Linked DNA regions of Homo sapiens: region 2 is linked to region 1. Evidence: read pairs that join two places in POLR2A ChIA-PET (ENCODE). Cell type or tissue: HepG2. All regions are shown on one strand. Each heading gives the region's core, and the rest is flanking DNA. Links, peaks and the distances in the headings are about the cores only.

What was found. ChIA-PET counts read pairs that join two places held together with the same protein. Peaks named below come from ENCODE experiments on the same cell type or tissue, not always from the same donor. Only the 100,000 strongest peaks of a DNase experiment are listed, where the experiment ranks them.
Region 2: POLR2A ChIA-PET joins it to region 1 with 8 read pairs; 1 of 35 experiments calls an interaction of 5 or more read pairs at or near these places.

The regions. Positions count from the first base shown.
Region 1 is chr20:4,133,128-4,138,506 of GRCh38, forward strand. No RefSeq gene overlaps it. Among named protein-coding and RNA genes, the nearest start is that of SMOX, 13 kb to the right of the region's middle. RefSeq lists enhancers at 1,787-2,586, 1,895-3,094. In HepG2, for the core only: no CTCF peak of the experiment used is centred there; DNase peaks (open chromatin) are centred at 2,534 and 3,394; H3K4me3 peaks cover 811 bases.
Region 2 is chr20:3,978,670-3,984,048 of GRCh38, forward strand. All of the region lies in intron 1 of RNF24 (ring finger protein 24), which reads right to left. Among named protein-coding and RNA genes, the nearest start is that of RNF24, 34 kb to the right of the region's middle. In HepG2, for the core only: no CTCF peak of the experiment used is centred there; a DNase peak (open chromatin) is centred at 2,312; H3K4me3 peaks cover 1,204 bases.

The sequences.
Region 1 (5,379 bases), core at 128-5,127:
CTGTAGCCTTGAAATCTTGGCCTCAAACGATCCTCCTGCCTCGGCCTCCCAAAGCTCTGAGATTACAGGTATGAACCACTGTGCCTGTCTACAAAAAAAGAATGACAAGGCAAATGACATATAATGTTCACAATAATCATATCTGAGAAGCAGGAGCATGGTGTTTGTCTTTCTTGGTTATTTTTATTTTATTTTCTGTATTTACAAATTTTAAGGAACAAAACAGAAATGCCTGAAAAAATAATACTGAAGAGACTGAGTGTGGTGGCTCACACCTGTAATCCTAGCACTTTGGGAGGCAGGAGGATCGCTTGAGCCCAGGAGTTCAAGACCAGTGTGGGCAACATAGCAAGACCCTGTCTCATTAAAAAAGGAAAAAATAATAATAATACTGAAGAACAACAGCTCAGAAACCTTCTTGGAGCAGCCTGCCAATCACCAATTCTATTTGCTGGGGAGTATTCTTAGGCAATTGAAGAATGATAGAACTTGAGGGAGGAAAAGACAGGCAGGCAGACACAAAGGACAAATATCGTGTGAGTCTGCGTATGTGAGGTGCCCACCATAGATTCATAGAGACAGAAAGCAGAATAGTGGTCACCAGGGGCTGGAGGTGGGGCAGGGGGGTGTCATTGTGTAAAGAGCACAGAATTTGAGCTTGGGTTAGTGAAAGAGTTCTGGAAATGGATAGTGGTAATGGACACACGAATTGTGAATACACTGCATGCCACTGAACTACACACTTAAAAATGGTTAACATGAGCTGGGCGCAGTGGCTCATGCCTGTAATCCCAGTGTTTTGGGAGGGAGCTTGAGGCCAAGAGTTTGAGACCAGCCTGGGCAATATGGGGAGACCCTATCTCTACAAAAATAAATAAATGAATAAACAAATAAATAAATAAAGCCAGGTATGGTGGCACACACCTGTAGTCCCAGCTATTCAGGAGGCTGAGACAGGAGGATGGCTTGAGCCCAGGCAGGAGGATGGCTATGATTGTGCCAGTGCACCCCAGCCTGGGCAACAGAGCGAGACCCTGTCTCACGAAAGATTAAAATGATAAATGTTGTGCTTTGTATCTTTTACTACATGCACACACACACATGTTGGGCAGAAGAAATCAAGAATTTTATTTTGGCCATGTTAAGTTTGAGGTGCTCAGGAGGTAGTTTGATAAAAATCCAAGCTCTAGCGAGTGACCAGGGCTCTAGACGTAGATTCAGCAGACACCACGTTGAAGCCATGGGGCTAGCGAGAGTGTGGGGAAGGGGAGGCAGTCAGGACCAAGAGGGGCCCTCCCACATTCAGAGGAGCATTGTCCCGTGAGGCAGGAGGAAAACCGGGAGAGTGTAGGGTCCGAGACGTCTACAGCAGAAAGCCTTCCCAGAGGGAGGCAGCGGTCAGTGGACTGGATGTTTCTGAGAGATTGAGCGAGGTGGGGACCATCGGATTTGGCCACGTGGGAGGTGCTGGAAAAGGAAGCTGGCCTGCAGTGGGCTGGGAAGGAAGGAGCTGGGGATGGGAAGGACCCACAAGCCTTGAAGAAGGTTTGCTGTGAATATCACGGAGGAGGGGCGTGGTCGCTGGAGGCAGATAAGGAGGTTAGGGTAACCTTGTTTTGTTTAGATGAGAGCGGCTGGAAAATGTGTGTATTTTTATGGGAACAGTCCATGAGACAGGGAGAGATGGAAGAAACAGGAGAGGAGGGAGAACTGAAGGAGGAGGGGCACAGTGGAGTGAATGGCTTTTGCTAGGAGCAGGATGCCTCCCGTGTCTCAGAAGGGACAGCAGGGTGGGACAGACAGCCCCTAGGACAGGGTTGAGTGATTTCCCCAGCAGCGCTCTCTCTCTGAGAGCTCTCTGGGGTGTGTGCAGAGAGCGTAGTAGGTGGGTCTAACTCCATCAGTGATTCTCAAAGTGAGCTTGATGGGCGAGCAGCATCGGCATCACCAGGAAACTAAGAAATGCAAACCGTGGGGCACCACCCCAAACCTACTGGATCCGAAACTCCGCGGGCGGGGCTCAGCCATCTGTTTTTCACAAGCTCTCCAGGTGATTCTGAAAGTTTGAGAAGCACTGAACTAGGGCGAAGGAGCCCAGCGCATGCAGATGACCCAAAACGTCTGGATGAGAATGGCTTCAGTTCTTCGAGGAGGCAGAAGTTCATGTGGTATGAGCTCCAGGGGTGTCTTCTCTCTTCGCCAGGGACAGAACTATAAGTAAACCCTGGAAATTTCCAAGCATGGAATGCCATTCAGAGGAACTCTGAATCTTTCTAATGAAGGATTATTTATCAAGACAAACAACACACTTCAATGTACCTATTCTTTTTCCACGCCTGCATTTGAATATCAGGTTTCACCTATCTTGATCTTTGCTCCTGCCAGCAGTGATTTGAAAGGACCCTGGACTCTGTCTCCCTGGGTCACCTCTTTCAGGGTTGTCCCGAAGACCTTCTTGTGGCCTGGTCCATCTTTCCACATGGCTCAATTCCAGTTTTCATTTCTGTTGGGAAATAGCAGTGACCTGGCTTGGCCATTCTCTGTGGGAGGCCTTTTTCTTCTCTGCTGAAATAAAGACAAAGATGACTCAGCCTCTCCCAACCTCCAGGATTTCCCAGTCCTTCCAGTGACTCAGAGGATGGTCTATTTAATGGGTAACTAACAGCTCCTCCCAGGAAGTTGGCGGCCCCAGCCTCCCCCTACCTGAGTCACCAGCTCTGGGATGCTCCCATCAAGGCACAGTTACCTTCGAGACCAGGGGAGGCAAACCAAGAAAGATCAGCAATAAGTGGATCAGGAAAGAGGACAGAAGCTGAAAGGCTAGATTTGTTCCTCATTTGCTGGCGGCCTTGGGTGGACCAATGGAGGGCTCAGTGTCCCTATTTGAAAATGGAGAAATTGTGTATCCTCTGATATCATAGCTGCCCCAAAGGAGAGAAGATAAGCCCAGCCCTCTGGAACTTTTCTGTGCAAAAGGAAGGGAACCCTGGGGGTGGGTTTATCCTTGAGGATTTCTAGGACAAGCTGTAGCAGGGGCAGGGCATAGCAGGAGAGTGGAGGAAGGTGGGGTGAGGGGCAGGAGGTCAGATATGGGGTGGGCTGGCCAGGGGCAGGGCCGGAGCGATAAGTGGGAGGCAGGGAAGCTTGGCGAGGAGCAGGACCTGGAGGGCGCAGGGCACCTGGTGGGAACAGTAGCCCAAGACCTTGGTTTTGTGATGTCCTCAATTTTGCCCTGCTTTCTTCTCCCTGACTCCTTCACTACTTCTTTGCCTTTGCTCTTCTCCATTCCTCTCCTCCCCCTTCTCTTTTCTCTCCTCCTTCCCTCTCTCTTGCATCACTGAGAGCATGGAGGCAGCCTTCCCATGGGTTGAGCGTTTCCTTCCTGTTTAGATAGTGAGTGGCATCTGCTTTTGGAGCAGCCATCGGTCCATCCTGTTTACTTGTTGCTGACCCAGTGGGTTGTGGCCAGCGAGGCCATCCACCAGGACCCCCACAGGGTGGAGTGGGAACCAGGGCGCTGACACACACACAGGCATACACATAGCCATGACCAGGTCAGGCTGCCCTACTGGAGTTGATGTTTGGGATGCTGTGGGATTGGCAGCTGGGCCGAGGTCATCTCCTGTGCTGTTGACACGGATGCCCCAGCCTGCCTGGCATGGCTCAGGGCTCGGAAAAGATCTGACTGAGGCTGAGCACGCGGCCTGCAGCTGCTCACAGGGTCAGGGGAGGAGTAAGAAGCAGAAAGGGAGATGCCGGAGGGGCGACATTAGGAGGCACCTTGTCCGGTGGTGCTGTGATTCCTCATGAAGGAGTTAGAGCCAGACAAGATAAAGGGCTTACAGGACGGGTGCCCTTCACCACACCGCCTCCCTGTTCCACCTCCCCTGACCGGGCCCTTCCTTAATTCATGTGATTTGAGATGCACTCCTTTGCTTTTCTTGATTTCTCTAAATGCTGTGCAGTGGCTACTGTTCAGGGTGACGCTGGAAACTGACAAAGTTTCCAGGGGCCGGTGGTATGGGCTGGGGAAGGGGGCAGGCCTGTGAGAGGACAGATGGTGGAGGCGATGGCATTTAAGTAGAAAGTTGGAGGAACCTGAGGCAAAAAAAAAAGTGCTTGAAAGGCTAGGTGTGGTGCCTCACACCTGTAACCCCAGCACTTTGGGAGACCAAGGCGGGAAGATAGCTTGAGGCCAGGAGTTCGAGACCAGCCTGAGCAACATTGCAAGACCCCATCTCTATAAAAATAAAAAAATTGGCCACGCGCGGTGACTCACGCCTGTAATCCCAGCATTTGGGGAGGCTGAGGCAGTAGGATCACCTGAGGTCAGGAGTTTGAGACCAGCCTGACCAACGTGGAGAAACCCTGTCTCTACTAAAAATACAAAAAAATTAGCTGAGCATGGTGGCGCATGCTTGTAATCCCAGCTACTCAGGAGGCTGAGGCAGAAGAATCGCTTGAACCCAGGAGGTGGAGGTTGTGCTGAGCCGAGATTGTGCCATTGCACTCTAGCCTGGGCAACAAGAATGAAACTCTGTCTCAAAGTAATAATAATAATAATAAATCTGAAGAAGCTGATTAAAAAAATAATATTAGGCCGGGTGTGGTGGCTCACACCTGTAATCCCAGCACTTTGGAAGGCTGAGGTGGGTGGATCACCTAAGATCAGGAGTTCAAGACCAGCCTAGCCAACATGGTGAAACCCCGTCTCTGTCAAAAATACAAAAATTAGTCAGGTGTGGTAGCGAGTGCCTGTAATTCCAGCTACTCAGGAGGCTGAGGCAGGAGAATCACTTGAACCCAAGAGGCAGAGGTTGCAGGAGAATTGCTTGAACCCAAGAGGCAGAGTACCATTGCACTCCAGCCTGGGAGACAAGAGCGAAACTCTGTCTCAAAAAATAAATAAATACATAAATAAAATGATAATAAAATAAAAAGGAAAAAAAAGATGGGTGCTCTGATTTTAAGATACTGGCCTATGACCTGACTCCTAAACTCTGAGATAAGGGCCTAAGCATACAAAGATTATCAAAGAAAAAATCAAGGAATAAACAAAACTCACATAAGCCGATTCTAGAGGTGTGGCCTGGGCTGCTCTAAAGGGATTTGTGGAATTACTGAGGTTACCTGAAACTCTCCAGGAATCTGGCCTCCTGGGCTGATTACACACCAAGAATGATGGTGAAAATCCAGATAGTCCGGGGGACCCAGATCTGCCACTCATTGCTGTGTGGCTGGGCCAGTGCTTCTACTGAAAAATTATTCATTGTCTGCCTGAAATTCAGACGTAACTGGGTAAACTGTATTTTTTTATTTTTTATTTTTTTTATTATACTTTAAGTTCTAGGGTACATGTGCACAACGTGCAGGTTTGTT
Region 2 (5,379 bases), core at 227-5,226, 150 kb before region 1:
GCAGGAGTGCTAATTATTTTTAAAAAAAGTAGAAATAAAGGCTAAAAAGCTATATGAACAATGATGTTTTATAGTGATAGAAATATTAATCTCCAAATGAGATATAACAAAAAAGAGGACATAAACAATACCATTAACAAATAATATATATATTGGCTGGGTGTGGTGGCTCATGCCTGTAATCCCAGCACTTTGGGAGGCCGAGGTGGGTGGATCACCTGAGGTCAGGAGTTCAAGATCAGTCTGGCCAACATGGTGAAACCCCATCTCTACTAAAAATACAAACATTAGCCAGGCGCGGTGGCGTGCGCCTGTAATCCCAGCTGAGGCAGGAGAAACGGTTAAACTCGGAAGGCGGAGGGTGCAGTGAGCCAAGATCGCGCCACTGCACTCAAGCCTAGGCAAAAGAGTGAGACTCTGTCAAAAAAAAAAAAAAACCCAAAACAAATAATATATATATATTATATATCTACGTATCTATACTGTGTGTGCGTGTGTGTGTATAACTTTGTGTCTTAACAAAGAAAACACCTTTTCATATGAATCTGGAACATCTACATTTAGATAAACTATTTATCATGCTATAGGAAGATTCCACAGAACAGAACTCTTAGAGGCCACAATACGTGACTACAATGTGTAAAATTAACTCAACAATAAAAAGATAAACAAAAGGAAACTACTTATAAATTCAAAAAATAATCTTTAAAATGACTTCAGGCCAGGTGTGGTGGCTCACAGCTGTAATCTCAGCACAGCACTTTGGGAGGCCAAGGTGGGTGGATCACCTGAGGTCAGGAGTTCAGACCAGCACGGCCAACATGGTGAAACCCCGTCTCTACTAAAAATACAAAAATTAGCCGGGTGTGGTGGTGGGTGCCTGTAATCTCAGCTACTCAGGAGGCTGAGGCAGGAGAATCCCTTGAACCCAGGAAGCAGAGGTTGCAGTGAGCAGAGATTACGCCATTGCACTCCAACCTAGGTGACAAGAGTGAAACTCCACCTCAAAAAAATAAATAAAATAAAATAAAATAAAATGACTTCTGTCTAGTAAGTAACTAAAACAAATCACAGACCATTTAGAAGTTAATCACATTGTGGGAAAAAAATCTCATACTGAGAGAAAAATCCATTACCTTCAACATGGGAAAAGTATTCTTACAGGCTACTGTGTAGGTGTATAAGTGTAACTGATCGTATTATCAATCTAAAAAAGAATAATGAAAATAAATGGACACAAGAATTCAATTCTGGAAAGTAGAAAAAGAACAAATCAAACAAAATAAGCCAGAAGAAGGAATTAATAAAGGTCAAACAAAAATGTATGAATTAAAACAAAACAATGAAAGGAATTGAAATCAACTAACCAAAACACTAAGAATGAGACAGATAAAAAAATTCTTATGCAGAGATTTAAAAACATCCATGAGATAATTTGAGTATTAATTTTAAATTCTAGAATAGATTTTATAGGAATATAACCAAAACTGGCTCAAGAAGAAAACTTGAAAATATAGAAATATCTTCACAAAAAAGGCTTCAGACCCCAATGGCAATGAAAGTGGAACTCGCTAAACTTGCATAGATAAGTAGTCTGCTATGTACAGTAGTCCCTGCTTATCGATGGTAGATATGTTCACAGACCCCCACTGGATGCCTGAAAACCCGGATAGCACCGAGTCCTACGTTTTTTTGAACTGATAACCAAGACCCTAATGGGCAGGTAGTGTACACAGCATGCAGACACTGGGCAGGGGATGATTCACGTCCTGGGTGAGATGCAGTGAGCACGACAGCTTGAGATTTCATTACACTACTCAGAATGGTGAATAATCGAAAACTTACAAATTGTTTTGGGAATTTTCCATTTAATATTTTCAGACTACAGTTGACCATGAGTAACTGAAACTGCAGAAAGCGAAACTGAAAATAAGGGCGAACTACTGTAAACTGATTCAGAGTATACAAAAAAATGATGGAAAGCATCCCAACTCATTTAAAGGTGTAAGCATAATCCTGAAACTAAAACCACAACTTTACAGCAGAGTTCATAAACTCAAGGCCTCTGGACTGAATCTGGCCTGAACAAGTATTTTGTTTGGCCTGTACAAAATTTTAAAGATTGAGATAATTTAGATTTGGGAGATTTAACATAAAATTAGCAATTTCCAGCTCTATACAGAAAAAGGTCAGATCTAATAACCCTGGGCTCCATTCTTACACGGCAAAAACAGCCTGGAGCTGAGTGGCCTCTGCTCCCAGGCTGCCATGTTGTTGCACAATTTGTGTGTGTGTGTTGGGGGGGGCAGGGGGAGGGGGCGGCCCTGAATGCTTATGGGTTACAGTGTAAGTGTGCCTGGCCCTATTGTCAACAGAATCGCCATTTGTCACCATTTCTACCACTCCTTATCACTTCCTAATTCTGGACCAGATGTAGGTTGCCACTTGTGCTTGGGCTGTTATTTTTCTCAACGTAAATATTTCTACCTCTATCAAAAAAAATAAAAGAAAAGAAATTGATGGTTTCATGATTTTGCCTTCTACCAAGTGTATTTGGCTGATTCAATTTCCTGCCTGGCTTCTGTTGGCACTGAGTTTGTGCCCCTGCTTTACGATTTCTATCTTTGGTTTCCCCACATCAGATGACAGAAATACCCACTTATATTCTCTTTTATTTGCATAGTTTTATGCCTTAAATTTAAATGTTTAATCCATCTTGAATTTATGGCATGGAAAAAAGACCTAAAATGGTTTTTCCAATTTAGTCAACTATTCCAACAGCATTTATAAAATTCTTTCTCCACTGTCTTAAAGTTCTACCTTTTTTGGAGTCACTTTTTTTCTTTTTTTTTTTTGAGACAGAGTCTCGCTCTGTCTCCAGGCTGGAGTGCAGTGGCACCATCTCGGCTGACTGCAACCTCCACCTCCCAGGTTCAATCAATACTCCTGCCTCAGCCTCCCGAGTAGCTGGGACTACAGGCATGCACCATCATGCCCAGCTAATTTTTTAATATTTTTACATACATACATTACATATGAATTAGCATACCACTAATTCATATATGCTAGGGCAATATTTTCAACACTACTCTTCCTCTTTAATATTTTCAAGGCTATTCTTACATAATCTTTTTTTCAGCTAAACCAGTCTTTAAAATATTCTATTGGGCCGGGCACACTAACTCACGCCTGTAATCCCAGCACTTGGGGAGGCAGAGATGGGCAGATCACTTGAGCTCAGGAGTTCAAGATCAGCCTGGACAACAGGTAAAACCCCGTCTCTACGAAAAATATAAAAATTAGCTGGGTATGGTGGTGCATGCCTATGGTCCCAGCGACTTAGTAGGGTGAGGTGGGAGGATCACCTGAGCCCAGGAGCAGTGAGCGCTAATCGCACCACTGCACTCCAGCCTGGGCAACAGGGTGAGACCTCGTCTCTCTCTCTCTCTCTCTCTCTCTCTCTCTCAATAAATAAATAAATAAATGCTATTGTGAAGTTAATTGAAAGTACATTAAATTTATAGCTTATTTTGGGGAGAATGGGTCTTGCTATGGTTTGAGTATCTGTCCCCTCCCAAACTCCTCTTGAAACCTAATAACAATTTTAACAGTATTAAGAGGTAGAGGGTTGGGCGCAGTGGCTCATGTCTGTAATCCCAGCACTTTGGGAGGCCGAGGCGGGCAGATCATGAGGTCAGGAGTTCGAAAGCAGCCTGGCCAACATGGTGAAACCCTGTCTCTACTAAAGATACAAAAAATTAGCCGGGCCTGGTGGTGCGTGCCTGTAATCCCAGCTACTCGGGAGGTTGAGGCAGGAGAATCGCCTGAACCCAGGAGGTGGAGGTTGCAGTGAGCCGAGATCGTGCCATTTTGCACTCTAGCCTAGGCAACAGGGTGAGACTCTGTCTCAAAAAAAAAAAAAAAAAAGAGGTGGGAGCCTGCTGCAGTGGCTCACACCTATAATCCCAGCACTTTGGGAGGCCAAGGTGGGAGGATCCCTTGAGCCCAAGAGTCCCTGACTAGCCTGGGCAACATAGGGAGACCCTGTCTCTACAAAATTAAAAAAATCAGTAGCCAGGTGTGGCGACACATGCCTGTGGTCCCAGCTACTTGGGATGTTGAGGTGGAAGGACTGCTTAGGCCCGGGAAGTCAAGGCTGCAATGAGCTGTGATTGTGCCAATGTATTCCATCCACCCTACATGACAGAGTGAGACCCTGTCTCTACAAACAAAGTGAGACCTTTAATAGGTGATTAGGCTATGAGGGATCTATCTTCATGAATGGATTAATGCCATTACCAAGGAAGTGGGTTCCTTATAAAAGGAAGAGTTCAGACCCCTTTTGTGTTTGTTTCTCTCTGTCTTTCCCCTTCTGCAATGTGATGCCCTCCACCATGTTATGATGCAGCAGGTACCTTGCCAGATGCCAGTATCTTGATCTTGAACTTCTTGGCTTCTAGAACTGTGAGAAACAAATTCCTGTTCATTATAAATTTCTCAGTCTGTAGTATTCTATTATGGCAGCACAAATGGACTAAGGGAGGTCTTTACATCCAGGCACGTGGTATGTCTTTTCATTTATTCTAGTTTTATTTTACTACTTTCAGTAGATTTGTATAGCTTATTCATACAGGTTTTGGACTTTTCTTTAGTTTATCCCTAGTTACCATATATATATTTGCCTATACGTATTATAAATGGGGTCTTTTTTCCTTTATATTTTTTAAACTGGTTATTTCTAGCATTTAAAAAAGCTACTTCTTTGTATATTTATTTTGCAGCCTAACCTAGAAAAAATTTTAGTGCAGGTGCAACTAACTGCCATATAAATAAATCTTAATAAAGCACCCACAGAATACCCAGCTTGGAGCAGTGAGCACTCCAAGAAAAACTAGCTGCAAAATATACACTAAGACAACTAAACACAGTGACTTTCTGTGTAATCTTTTTATTTATATATCACCTAAAATAATTATAAAAATACATATCAGCCAGGCGTCGTGGCTCACACCTGTAATCCCAGCACTTTGGGAGGCCGAGGCGGGCAGATCACCTGAGGTCAGATGTTTGAGACCAGCCTAGCCAACATGGTGAAACCCTATCTCTATTAAAAATACAAAAATTAGCTGGGCATGGTGATGTGCACCTGTAGTCCCAACTACTTGGGAGGCTGAGGCAGGAGAATCACTTGAACCCAGGAGGTGGAGGCTGCAGTGAGCCGAGATCGCGCCACTGCACTCCAGCCTGGGTGACAGAGTGAGACTTGGTCTCAAAAAAAAAAAAAAAAAAAAAAAAACAAGTGAAAAAGTCTGGGCACAGTGGCTCATGCCAGTAATCCCAGTGCTTTGGGAGGCTAGGGTAGGAGGACAACTTGAGCCT